3 separate regions of the Homo sapiens genome follow, and regions 1 and 3 are each linked to region 2. Evidence: chromatin contacts called from ENCODE Hi-C or POLR2A ChIA-PET data. All regions are on one chromosome and are shown on one strand. Each heading gives the region's core, a stretch centred on a gene start or an enhancer-like site at or near the end of the contact. The rest is flanking DNA. Distances are from core to core; before and after follow the strand shown.

Region 1 (3,651 bases), core at 1,122-3,621, 820 kb after region 2:
GATCACGCTAAGGTGGGTCATCAGTATATAGGAGTGGTGGTTCAGGGCAGCCAGAATCAGAGATCAGCCTATAGCTGGGATCAAAGATCCATCTGTGGTGAGGGTCAGGGGTCAGCATGTGGCTGGGGCCAGCCTGCAACCAGGATCATGAGTAAGTCAGTAACATGGGTCGGGACTCAGTTCCTGGCTTGAGTCAGAGCTGTTCTGTGGCTGAGGACAGGAGGTGGACTGTGGCCAGGATCAGAAGTCAGTCTGTGGCTGGATCAGGGTCATTCTGTGGTTGGAGTCAGATATCATAATGGAGTTGGGATCAATCAGTTTAGTCTTCTCTGTCTGTCTTTCTCTCTGCATCTCTGCTTCTCTCTGTCTCATTCTCCTTTGCTGTAAACACCTGTTGGAAGCTCAGCAACTTGGGTCCATGGGGAAGAGGGAAGTTGAGTCTGGGCAAGGTCCTATAAGTCCCGGTATGGAAGAACATAAGGGAAAAAGAGAAAAATGTCAGGAATATAAAGATATTCCCTAGAAAAATGTCAGGAATATAAATATATGTATGTATGATGAGAAATGAATGATATAAAACCGCAAATACGCAAACACTGACTCTGCATGTAAACAACACACAGAAGTGGCACAAACAGATACAAACACAAGTGGGTTGAATGATGGGATTGGGACAATTTTTTGTCCTGGATTACTGTTGCTCCATTCTGCCCTTTTTGTAATAAAGTCAAATTAAATTTAGAATGTCATTATTTCCTCTAATTATGTTTTATACCCTCACCTCCCACAAAATCCACAGACATATTCAGTGTAATATTAAGGATAATGTTAGCAGACTAGGCATGGTGGCTCACATCTGTAATCCTAGCACTTTGGGAGGCCGAGGTGGATGGATTGCTTGAACCCTAGGAGTCTGGGACTAGCCTAGGCAACATAGTGATTCCCTGTCTCTACAAAAAATTAAAAAACAAATTAGCCAGGCTTAGTGGTGTGTGCACCTGTGGTCACAGCTACTTGAGAGGCTGAAGTGGGAGAATCACATGAGCCCAGGTGTTCAAGGCTGCAGTGAGCCGGGATTGGGCCACTGCGCTCCAGCCTGGGTGACAGAGAAAGACCCTGTCTCAAAAAAAAAAAAAAAAGAAGAAGAAGAAGAATGTTAGCAAATACTTTTAAGGCATTAACTATTTGCAGGCATAGTTCTTTTTTTTTGAGACAGAGTCCCACTTGTTGCCCAGGCTGGAGTGCAGTGGCACAATCTCCGCTTGCTGCAACCTCTGCCTCCTGGGTTCAGGCAATTCTCCTGCCTCATCCTCCCGAGTAGCTGGGATTACAGGCACCCGCCACCATGTCTGGCTGATTTTTGTATTTTTAATAGAGACAGGGTTTCACCATGTTGGCCAGGCTGGTCTCAAACGCCTACCTCAGGCAATCTGCCCACCTTGGCCTCCCATAGTGCTGGGATTACAGGCGTGAGCCACTGTGCCCAGCCGCAGGCATAGTTCTAAGGACCTCACAGGTACTAACATATTTAATTCTCACAATAGCTACATGAGGCAGATATTATAATGATTCCCATTTTACAGATAACGAATCAAGCACAGAGAGGTTACACGCTGGCCTGGCGCCACACAGCATATCTAATGGACATTAGGCTCTTTTGTCTGGTGCTGGGGGAATTTCTGGAAAATGCAGAGATGGAAGAGAGGTGGGATCGGGGCAGGGCGGGTGGGGAATCTCCCAGGCCAAGTTTTCTGGGCACGGCCTGGACCTGGAGCTGCTGGGATGGAGCAGGTGCTGATGCTGATGTGGTCACCAGAGGGCAGCAGGGACCAGGGAGCTGACTTCCTCTTCACACCCCCTCCACCCGGGGCGGTGCCCCTGACTTGTCAATAAACGTCGTGGAAACAGGTGGGATTTGGTGGAAGAACTGACACGGTCCCGCCACCATCACAGGCAAGTTAAGCTTGAGAGCAGCCTGGTGTCACCTGGCCTCCACCCACCACGTCATCTGCTGCTCACCCCACCACTGTGGCGTGCAGAGTACTGCTCTTGTGTGCCTTTTACCAAGGAGGAAATTTAGGCCCAGAGTGGGCAAACACTTTTCCCATGGTCACACAGCTTGGAATTGGAAAGGCTGGACCTAACCAGGCAGGGTGAGCGCAGAGCCCTTGTTCCTCTGAGTCTCTGTTCTGAGCTGGAACCAGGGAAGATGATGAGCCCATGGTATATACAGGGCGGTTAGCTAGGACTCTGGTTTGAAGCCTGGCTATGCCACTCGGTAACAGCACATCGTGGGCAAGTCCCATGCAGCCTCATCGGCTGCCGGGAGGATCCAGTGACGTCAGGCCTCCCTCGTGGTGGGAGCTCAAACACTTGCTGGGTTTTTTGTTTTTTCGGTGTTTTGCTTTTTGTTTTTTAATTAATAACTTTCGTGGGAAAAATAAAGTCAGAAAGGTTGTTCAACCGGATGTTCACGGAGATACTACGCCTTCAAAAACAAGCGCTCATTTCGTGATCGCCCACACAGTGCCAGATGCTGGGGCGGGGATGGGATTTCCGGTGGTTTTTCTTCACTTTCCTCTTTATATCTTCAGGCTTTCTCTGAATAGGAAAAGGTCTGCACGTGCTGATAGAGTAATCAGAAAAATGCAATAAGCCACTTTTTGTAAAAAAAAAAAAAAAATTCAGATGCACTCACTGCCTTCCTCCCCCCTTTCCCCCTCCCCTCATCCCCCACAAATTCTGTGTAAAGGCAGGGCTGAGGGAGTACCCCCAAATCAACATCTCTGAAAGCTCCCCCGCAGGGGCCCAGGCCACTCAGCCCACTCTGGCGCTGCTACCCAGGGGCGTCCCCTCCTGCCCTCTGGTCCAGCCCCGGAGGCTGAAACTCCCGCAGCCGGCATCTCACTGGGCCTATGACCCTGGACTTTTCCTACTTCCTGCAGGGTGGGGGCCAGCCTGAGTTGGGCCCACCTGATCCACCAGGTCTTCTCATCCCTCTGTAGCTTCCCAAAGCCCAGCCAGTTCAGTAATAGTTGCTGAGGCCAACAACTTGGATTTCTTTTGCCTAAGATCCTTTGTTGGGCTCCCAGTCCCATTGCATCTCTAGCAGTCAAATATATTTTCTATTTGCTGCCTAATTTTTAAATTAGATTTCTCTGAGACAATGCTCAGGCAAAGTGGATTCGAGCCGACATCTGCGTAGGTGTCAGGATGACATAAGCTGATATATCACGGCGGCTGGGAGCTCTTAGGTCAGACCCGGGTTCAAATCCTGGCTCCAGGATTTCCTAGCTGTGTGGTTCTAGGCTAATCCTCAACCTCTCTGGACCTGTTTCCTTATCTGTAAAATTGGGATAATCATTGAGCCTCCCAACTAGAGCTGTTTGGAGACGTAAATGACACAGTGGCTGGACGGCACTTAGCATATTGCTTGGCCCTAAACAGATAACTATTTTTATTTAAAATTATATTTTATTATAAAGAGCTTTTGGAGGCAAGAAGTCCAGAAGGCTAGTTCAGGCTCTGCCATTCTCTGGGTGACTTTGGGCAAGTCCCTTTTCCTCTCTAAAACTGTTTCTCCATCTGTAAACTGTGTGATTTGGGCAGCTAAAGGGATTGATTTTGGCTTAGAACAAGGTTTTTTTTGTT
Region 2 (3,796 bases), core at 1,293-3,792:
AGGTAGAGGGTACCGGCCAGTGGATGGTATTTTAAAAACTGTTTATTTCAAAATGATTTCAAATAGAAAGATTTCAAGGAATAAGTTATACAAAGATCTCTCATACCCTTTACCCAAACTCACCTACCGTTAATATTTTGTCCTGTTAACGTTATTTGCACGTTCCCTCTTTATATGTATATATAGACATATATGCATGTACATGCATGTACATTCACACACACATGTATTTTTTTCTGAACAATTTTAGAGTAAGTTGCCTTTGTCATGGTCCATTGCCCTATATCATATATTTCTTAATAGGGGCATTCTCCCACATGACTATGGTACAGTTACCATCTTCGGTTAATAGAACATTGATTCAGTACTTTGATCTAACCTACTACCACCTGTATTCCAGTTTTGTCAATTGGCTCAGTCATGCCTTTCATAGCATTTTTTCCCTCCAGTCCAGGATCAATCTGTGGTCAGGTGTAGCATTTACTTGTCATGCTCTTTAGTCTTTAGATTTGTTGTTTAAAATTATTGAAACCAGGCTGGGCACGCTGGCTCAGGCCTGTAATCCCAGCACTTTGGGAGGCCGAGGTGGGCGGTATCGCTTGAGGTCAAGAGTTCAAGACCAGCCTGGCCAACATGATGAAGTCTTGTCTCTAATAAAAATTCAAAAAAAATTAGCCAGGTGTGGTGGCGGGCACCTGTAATCCGAGCTCCTTGGGAGGCTGAGACACGAGAATTGCTTGAACCTGGGAGGTGGAGGTTGCAGTGAGCTGAGATTGTGCCACTGCACTCCAGCTGGGCGATAGAGCTAAACTCAGTCTCAAAAAAAAAAAAAAATAAAGAAAGAAACTGGTGCACCTCTCCATTGGTAGCTGATTGATGAGTCTTGTTTTTATGCATTCTCCAATACTATGTGGATGAGGTTTCCCAGCATAAAACGTACCATCCTCTGTATACAAAGATGTTTCCTCTAACTGGTCTCCATGGGGAGAAAATATGCTGCTTCCATGTTATCACTGCCACAGTGGGATCAGTTGAACTTCCTGGCCCAGACACCCGGCAGTCATCTTGCTTCTAACTCTTGGTCCTCAGCAGTAATTAGAGGAAGAGACAGACAATCTGACTGGGCACTTTGTGCAAACCCAAGAAATAATAGAGGAATGTTCTGCCATCGATCAACTTTATGGTAGTTTTAGATTAAAGCAGAAAAGTGCTTTTTAATGACTAAAATTATGTTTAGATGCAGCCAGAGTGTATGTTTTAATCAAATATTAAATGTCTGTGTGAAGATATTGTGCAAAGTTATGTCTAGATCTAAGCTGCAGACAAGAAAACAAGAAGCCTTTCTCATGCGAGGGGATGACTTTGTTCCAGATTGTGTTAATAGAGGGGTGGGCGCGCCTGCCCAGCCTTAGCAGTCCTGTTACATGCTGTGGTTGTCTGTTTGCTTCAGTAGAAGACATTTTTTTTTCTCCTGCAACTCTTGTACACAATGTTTAGAATGAATTACATCAATGTATATTTGTACCTCGGTCTTCCCTCTGCTTGGCCTTACGCTGTCCTATCACAGTCAGGCTAAGGAAAGGAACTCACATGGGTGTGGCTGGGGCTGAGATTCTGGCTGGCTGCTCACTGGCTGTGTGTCTTTGAGCGAGTCATCCAGTGTCTCTGGGCTTCCCTGATTGCCCTGCTGACTGCTAGACTGTGGAGGGTCAGTGGGCTTCACCACTTTTTCTTTTTTTTAAATAGAGGAATAAAGTGAGATTTCCACTTCAATATGCTGTGCTTTTTTTTTTTTTTTTTAAAGGAAGTGTCAGCTGGGCGCGGTGGCTCGTGCCTCTAATCCCAGCACTTTTGGAGGCTGAGGCAGGCGGATCGCTTGAGCCCTGGAGTTTAAGACCAGCCTGGGCAACATGGCGAAACCCCAGCTCTACAAAAAATACAAAAATCAGCTGGATGTGGTGGTGTGCAGCTGTGGTCCCAGCTACTTGGGAGGCTGAGGTAGAAGGATAGCTTGAGCCCGGGAGATAGAGTTTGTGCCACTGTACTCCAGCCTGGGCGACAGAGCAAGACCTGTGCCTCCAGAAAACAAAAGGAAAAGGAAAATATCTACGGGCTGGGATGCAAAAGAGCAGTAGTGACCGGAGGGAGAGATGGGAGGAAGCATTGTTCTGAATGTCGTTCTCCTGACTGGGGCTTCCTTGATGCACTTTTCTAGCTTTCTGGCTTTTTGAGCTGAATGACTTCAGGAGGGGGATAGGTAGATGTCACTCGCCCTGGTTCCCATGCATGTTATTTTAAGCTTAGTATTTCATCTCATACTTGTGTGCAGGCCTACAGGTCAAAGATTTTTTTCTCTCCTTTTTTTTTTTTTTTTTTTTTTTTTTTTGCAGTGGTGAAGGGTGTAGGGAAGTGAGAGTGATGATCTGAGAGTTTAGACATCTATGGTAATCCTGTTAGCTTTCAGAGAAAGTTTACATGAGTTTGAATATCTTTGCTAATCGCATGTGTTGTAACACACCGGATATGTTTTGCATACTTTTTAACCTTCGTTGGCAGCAGGGATAGAATCACTTTTCTTCGAAACCTTTATATACAGCAAATAGGGTAATGACACTGTTCTAGATATGCCACAGGGATATTTGAATGGCACTCTGGGATACTAGTCCTCATTTTGTTGAGGTTTGGTATCTATGAGCCCATGAACCTGAATATAGGAGACCCATATGATTCACCTCCTAGTAGATTATACAAAATGAGGCTCTGGGAAAGGATGGCAAAAAGCTTAATAGAAGTGTCTTTAAAAAATAGTCATTTTTGGCTGGGCATGTTGGCCCATGCCTGTAATCCCAGAACTTTGAGAGGCATAGGTGGGAGGATTGCTTGAACCTGGGGGTTTTAAGACTAGCTTGGGCAACATAGCAAGACCCCATCTTTATTTAAAAAAAATTTAAAAAATAGTCATTATTCCCCAAGATTAATTTTGTAAAAAGGTTATGCTTAGAGGGGGTTGTTTTAGAGGCCATTAGGTAACATATTACAGATTTAATCAGGGTTTGAGGAAACCACCTTCTAGCTGCTACATCTTAGGGAAAAGCACCTTATTATCCACCTTCAGTCTCAGTGTTAGCAGTCTCCTGTTTTTCAACACAGATTGAATCTGCGTGTGAGCAGAAGTCTGCTTATGGTCAGAACCCTTAAAGGGGAAAATGTAAAGAGTCACATGTATCTTCAATTTGGAGGAATTACCAGTATTCTTGAGAAACTGAAAGTGATACCAACAGTTTTCTTGTTCCTTTTACTGTCTTGAATTTGGTCTTTAAGATAGTTGAGCCACCAGCCCATGGTAGATATTGTAGAAAATACAGACATACTAGATAGAGCATCTTTCCAGACAGTTGATGTTCTGGGTAGAGAAGCCTAATATCTATGACGTATGAACAGTGACTTTCAGCCCACACTTCATGCCTGACATTGTGTTTACTATGTATTTTACATTTTATTTAATTCTCAGAATGACCCAATATGTTAGGTACTTTTACTGTCCCCACTTGTGCACAAGAAGAAACAGTGACACATTAAATAACTAGGCCAAGGTCAAGCTGCACATTTGGATTCAAACTTGGGGAACCTGACCCTAGAGCCTGCATTTTAAAACTTTTGCCATTCTGAAATGACCAGAGAACAGCACCAAGGGCAAAATTCTGTAGTACTGATTACAAGACAAAGACACAAGATGTAAATGACCTGATCTGTACTGTAATCTGTGTAGGAAAATTCATGAAGGTTAAACTATAAA
Region 3 (3,325 bases), core at 590-3,089, 800 kb after region 2:
CACCTCTGCAAGCTTTCTCTTAGGGGACCCTGGGGCTGAGCCCCAGCCTCCAAGTTCAGGGGTGGGGGTGCGGTGGGGTGAGCTGATTACAGTCTTAGGGCAGAGGAGGAATTGCCCATCTTCTCCCTCCCCTGCCACCTCCAAAATTTTCACAGTTAACAAAACAGATCTTCTTTTCACTGTCAAAGGTTTTAAATTCAATGGGAAGGCGGATACACAGGTCTAAAAGCAAAGCACTTGAGTTAGTGGCATGTACTAAGTATAAGAGGTACTGCCGGGCATGGTGGCTCACGCCTGTAATCCCAGCACTTTGGAAGGCCGAGGCCTTAAGCTCTTAAACACTTAAGAGCTAATTCCCTTATGGAATGAGAAGTCTAGAGACAAATGATTGCTTAGGCCGAGACCTAAGATCAGGAATTTGAGACCATCCTGGCCAACATGGTGAAACCCCATCTGTACTAAAAATACAAAAATTAGCCGGGCGTGGTGGCACATGCCTGTATTCCCAGCTCCTGGGGAGGCTGAGGCAGGACAATTGCTTGAACCCGGGAGGTGGAGGTTGCAGTGATCTGAAATCGTGCCACTACACTCCAGCCTGGGTGATAAGAGCAAAAGTCCATCTAAAAAATAAAGGTACTTATAATTGTTGCTGTTTACTAGACTAGTATGATTATTATTAACAGCAGTAGCATATTGTCTTTGTTTTTGTTTTTGTTTTTGTTTTGTTTTGTTTTGTTTTCTAGTCCTGATTTACTCTTCTCCTGGTCACTGTATCCCGGCTGTTTCTGAGATATCATGCCCCCTCCATTCTCAGTTCCTTTCCCTAGGAGCGTGCATGACTCTAGCCTAAACCAATCCACTATATTCCCTAAGCCACATTAACAGATCCAGTCAGAGTCTAACAGATCCCACGAGACTCTAGAGGGATTGATCAGGGCAAAGACTCCGCACTTGGAGCCGGGAGAACGTATTCATGTGTTCCCTGCAGCTGCTGTATGTCTCTGTGGCCACACGGGAGAAACTGCCTCAGGATGGGGTCGACCTGGAAGAAGTGACTCAAGAGATGAACTGGGCCATCAGGAATCAGGATCCCTTGATCCAGCTATGCCTGAAAGCCAAGACATTTTAGTTAAATAGGACAATAAATTCCCTCTTGGCTTCAGCCAGTTTGGATTAAGTAAGTTTCTTTCACTTGAAACTGAAAGAATCTTGACAGATACATTACTGTGTGACCTTAAAGTGCTATAATGGTGGTTGGTACAAAGTGCTATGACAGCAGACACGAGCGACCCCTGATGATACTGGCCACAGTGTGGAGGGAGTGTCAGGGAAGGCTGCATGGAGGAGGGGTCACTTGTTCTGGCCTTGGAAGGATGAAGAACAGTTCAGCGTGTTGAAAATATAGGAGAGTGCATTTCAAAACGTTCTGAAAATGTGGACAGGAAACCAAGAAATACGCTTCTAAATCACCCAAGAGACAATGAGAAAAATTGCAATGGAAAATTAGAAAACATTTTGAACTGAATGGTTTTAAAAAAACAACCACATGTAAACTTGTGGGTTGCAGCTAAAAAAGTACTCAGAGGGAAATTTGTAGCCTTAACAGTCACAGATTAGCAAAGAAGAAAAGCTAAAAATTAATGTTCCAAACGTCTCTCTCGAGAAGTTAGAAAATGACAGTGAAATAAACCCAAAAGAAAGGAAAGGAAAATTATAAAGATCAGAATTGGCTGAAAGAGGAAGGAAGCACAGCAGAGGGCCAACCAAGCCTGGAGTCGGTTCTCTGGTAAGCCAAAGACATGAGGGCGTGACTTCCCCGCCTGTTCGGGGAATGATGAGGGCCCTGGTGTGGGTGGGGAGGGCAGAGGGGGACACCAGAGCAAGGAGGAAGTGTCGAGGCCATAGCCTGCTGGCGAAGACAGTGCCAGAGCCTGGAGAAGTTTCCCTGTAGAGCAGCGGGAGCAGAACCCCACCCCATCGACGGCCAGAGCCATGAGAGGATCTCAGGAGGGGAGTGATGGGAGCAAGCTACCTTTGGTCCCTATCCAACTGGGCTGGGAACTTGTAGGGTCCTGGGAGACTGTCTGCAGATGAGGGTATGTGGCCCGTGTGCCTAGGTCTGATTGGAAAGGAGAAGATAAGCCACAGAGGATACCAAGTTTAGTTTTCCAGGAACCGGCCTCTGTCGCTGGGGAAACTGCCACCACAGCTGCTGGCTGTCCAGTGCGACCTTGGCACAGGCTGGCTTCCCTTTCAGGGAGGGGCACCCAGACCCATTGAGTGGTGTCTGAGAAGGCCCTGGAGGGCTGGGGGGAGGCTGCCGAGCTACGGCATCTCCAGCCCTTCAATAGAATATTTGGCAGGGTTTCTCCACCTTGATAGTGTTGACATTTGGGCTGGATCATTTACGGTGGGGGCCATCCTGTGCATGGTGGGATGGTGACCAGCATCCCTGGCCTCTTCCCACTAGATGCCTTTCCCCCAGTTGTGACCACCAAAGGTGTCCCCTGGAGGGCAAAATTGCCCCCAGGTTGAGAACCTCTGATTTCATGTTGTAGGGGGAGGAGCACTGGACCCAGAGTCCTACAGAAGATGTCGGCAGTGCCAAACTCATCCGCTAGGGCTGCATGACCCCAGGCAAGATCCTTCCTCTCTCTGAGCCTCTACAACCCCTACCTGCCAATTGTGGTGAGAATACTTACCCCTGCCCCCAGGATAATTAGGAGGATGCTGTGCCTGGAAGAGCAGGCTGCCACAAACAGCAGAGGTTAGGTGGGAATCATTGCCCCTGTACCTGGAGCGAGGCTAAAGAGCTGAACGGCGTGTGGGGCGGGGTCCCCATGGTGACAATAGCATGATCTTTCTTGCTTCCTTGCTTTCTCTCACCACCCCAATCCCACCCGTTGGGAATTCCTGTTGGTTCCACTTTCAAAACATGCCCAGAATCCACAGCTGTGGTCGCCGCCTGCTCTGGACATTGGAAAATTAGGGCCTCCCCTACCAAAAACATCCCCTTCTAACTGCAGCCAGAATGATCATTTTGAGACAATCATCTGATCAAGTCACTTCCACATCCAAAGCCTTCCTATGGTTGGTCAAACAAACCCTAGGTCCTGTGTGTGGCCAGTAAGGCCCTCCGTGGCTGATCCCCATTGCCTCTGAATTTGTCTCTTTCCTCTCCCCCAGTTTTCTGACTCTGGCCTCCTGGCTGCACCCCCTTCACGCCATTCCCTTCCCAGGGCCTTCGCACAGCCCGCTCCCTCCTCCTAGAACAATCTCTTTCTCCCTGTCCCTCCAGATATCTGCGTGGCTCATTCCCCTAGTT

The links. Hi-C counts contacts between places; a loop is a spot of excess contacts on that map. ChIA-PET counts read pairs that join two places held with the same protein, here RNA polymerase II (POLR2A). Pooled maps may share reads with other maps.
Region 1: a loop to region 2 is called in a pooled map, with 27 times the contacts of the local background. The contact joins two enhancer-like sites. A Hi-C loop is called at or near these places in 1 of 37 single-sample maps with no recorded cell type and 4 of 50 pooled maps. POLR2A ChIA-PET finds 5 or more read pairs at or near these places in 1 of 52 experiments (activated B cell).
Region 3: a pooled map shows a loop between it and region 2 (4-fold over the local background). The contact joins two enhancer-like sites. A Hi-C loop is called at or near these places in 1 of 37 single-sample maps with no recorded cell type and 3 of 50 pooled maps. POLR2A ChIA-PET finds 5 or more read pairs at or near these places in 1 of 52 experiments (GM12878).

What each region holds. Positions count from the first base shown.
Region 1 is chr16:27,366,476-27,370,126 of GRCh38, reverse strand. No RefSeq gene overlaps it. Among named protein-coding and RNA genes, the nearest start is that of IL21R, 34 kb to the left of the region's middle. RefSeq lists a silencer at 113-313 and enhancers at 2,327-2,406, 2,437-2,496. Within about 2 kb of position 2,371, at least 29 of the 41 ENCODE cell types and tissues checked have a DNase peak (open chromatin) inside an H3K27ac peak, as active enhancers do.
Region 2 is chr16:28,187,262-28,191,057 of GRCh38, reverse strand. The region is part of intron 1 of XPO6 (exportin 6); the gene reads left to right. Among named protein-coding and RNA genes, the nearest start is that of XPO6, 23 kb to the left of the region's middle. RefSeq lists a silencer at 1,551-1,690 and enhancers at 2,083-2,132, 3,217-3,386. Within about 2 kb of position 2,542, at least 11 of the 41 ENCODE cell types and tissues checked have a DNase peak (open chromatin) inside an H3K27ac peak, as active enhancers do.
Region 3 is chr16:27,382,592-27,385,916 of GRCh38, reverse strand. No RefSeq gene overlaps it. Among named protein-coding and RNA genes, the nearest start is that of IL21R, 18 kb to the left of the region's middle. Within about 2 kb of position 1,839, at least 9 of the 41 ENCODE cell types and tissues checked have a DNase peak (open chromatin) inside an H3K27ac peak, as active enhancers do.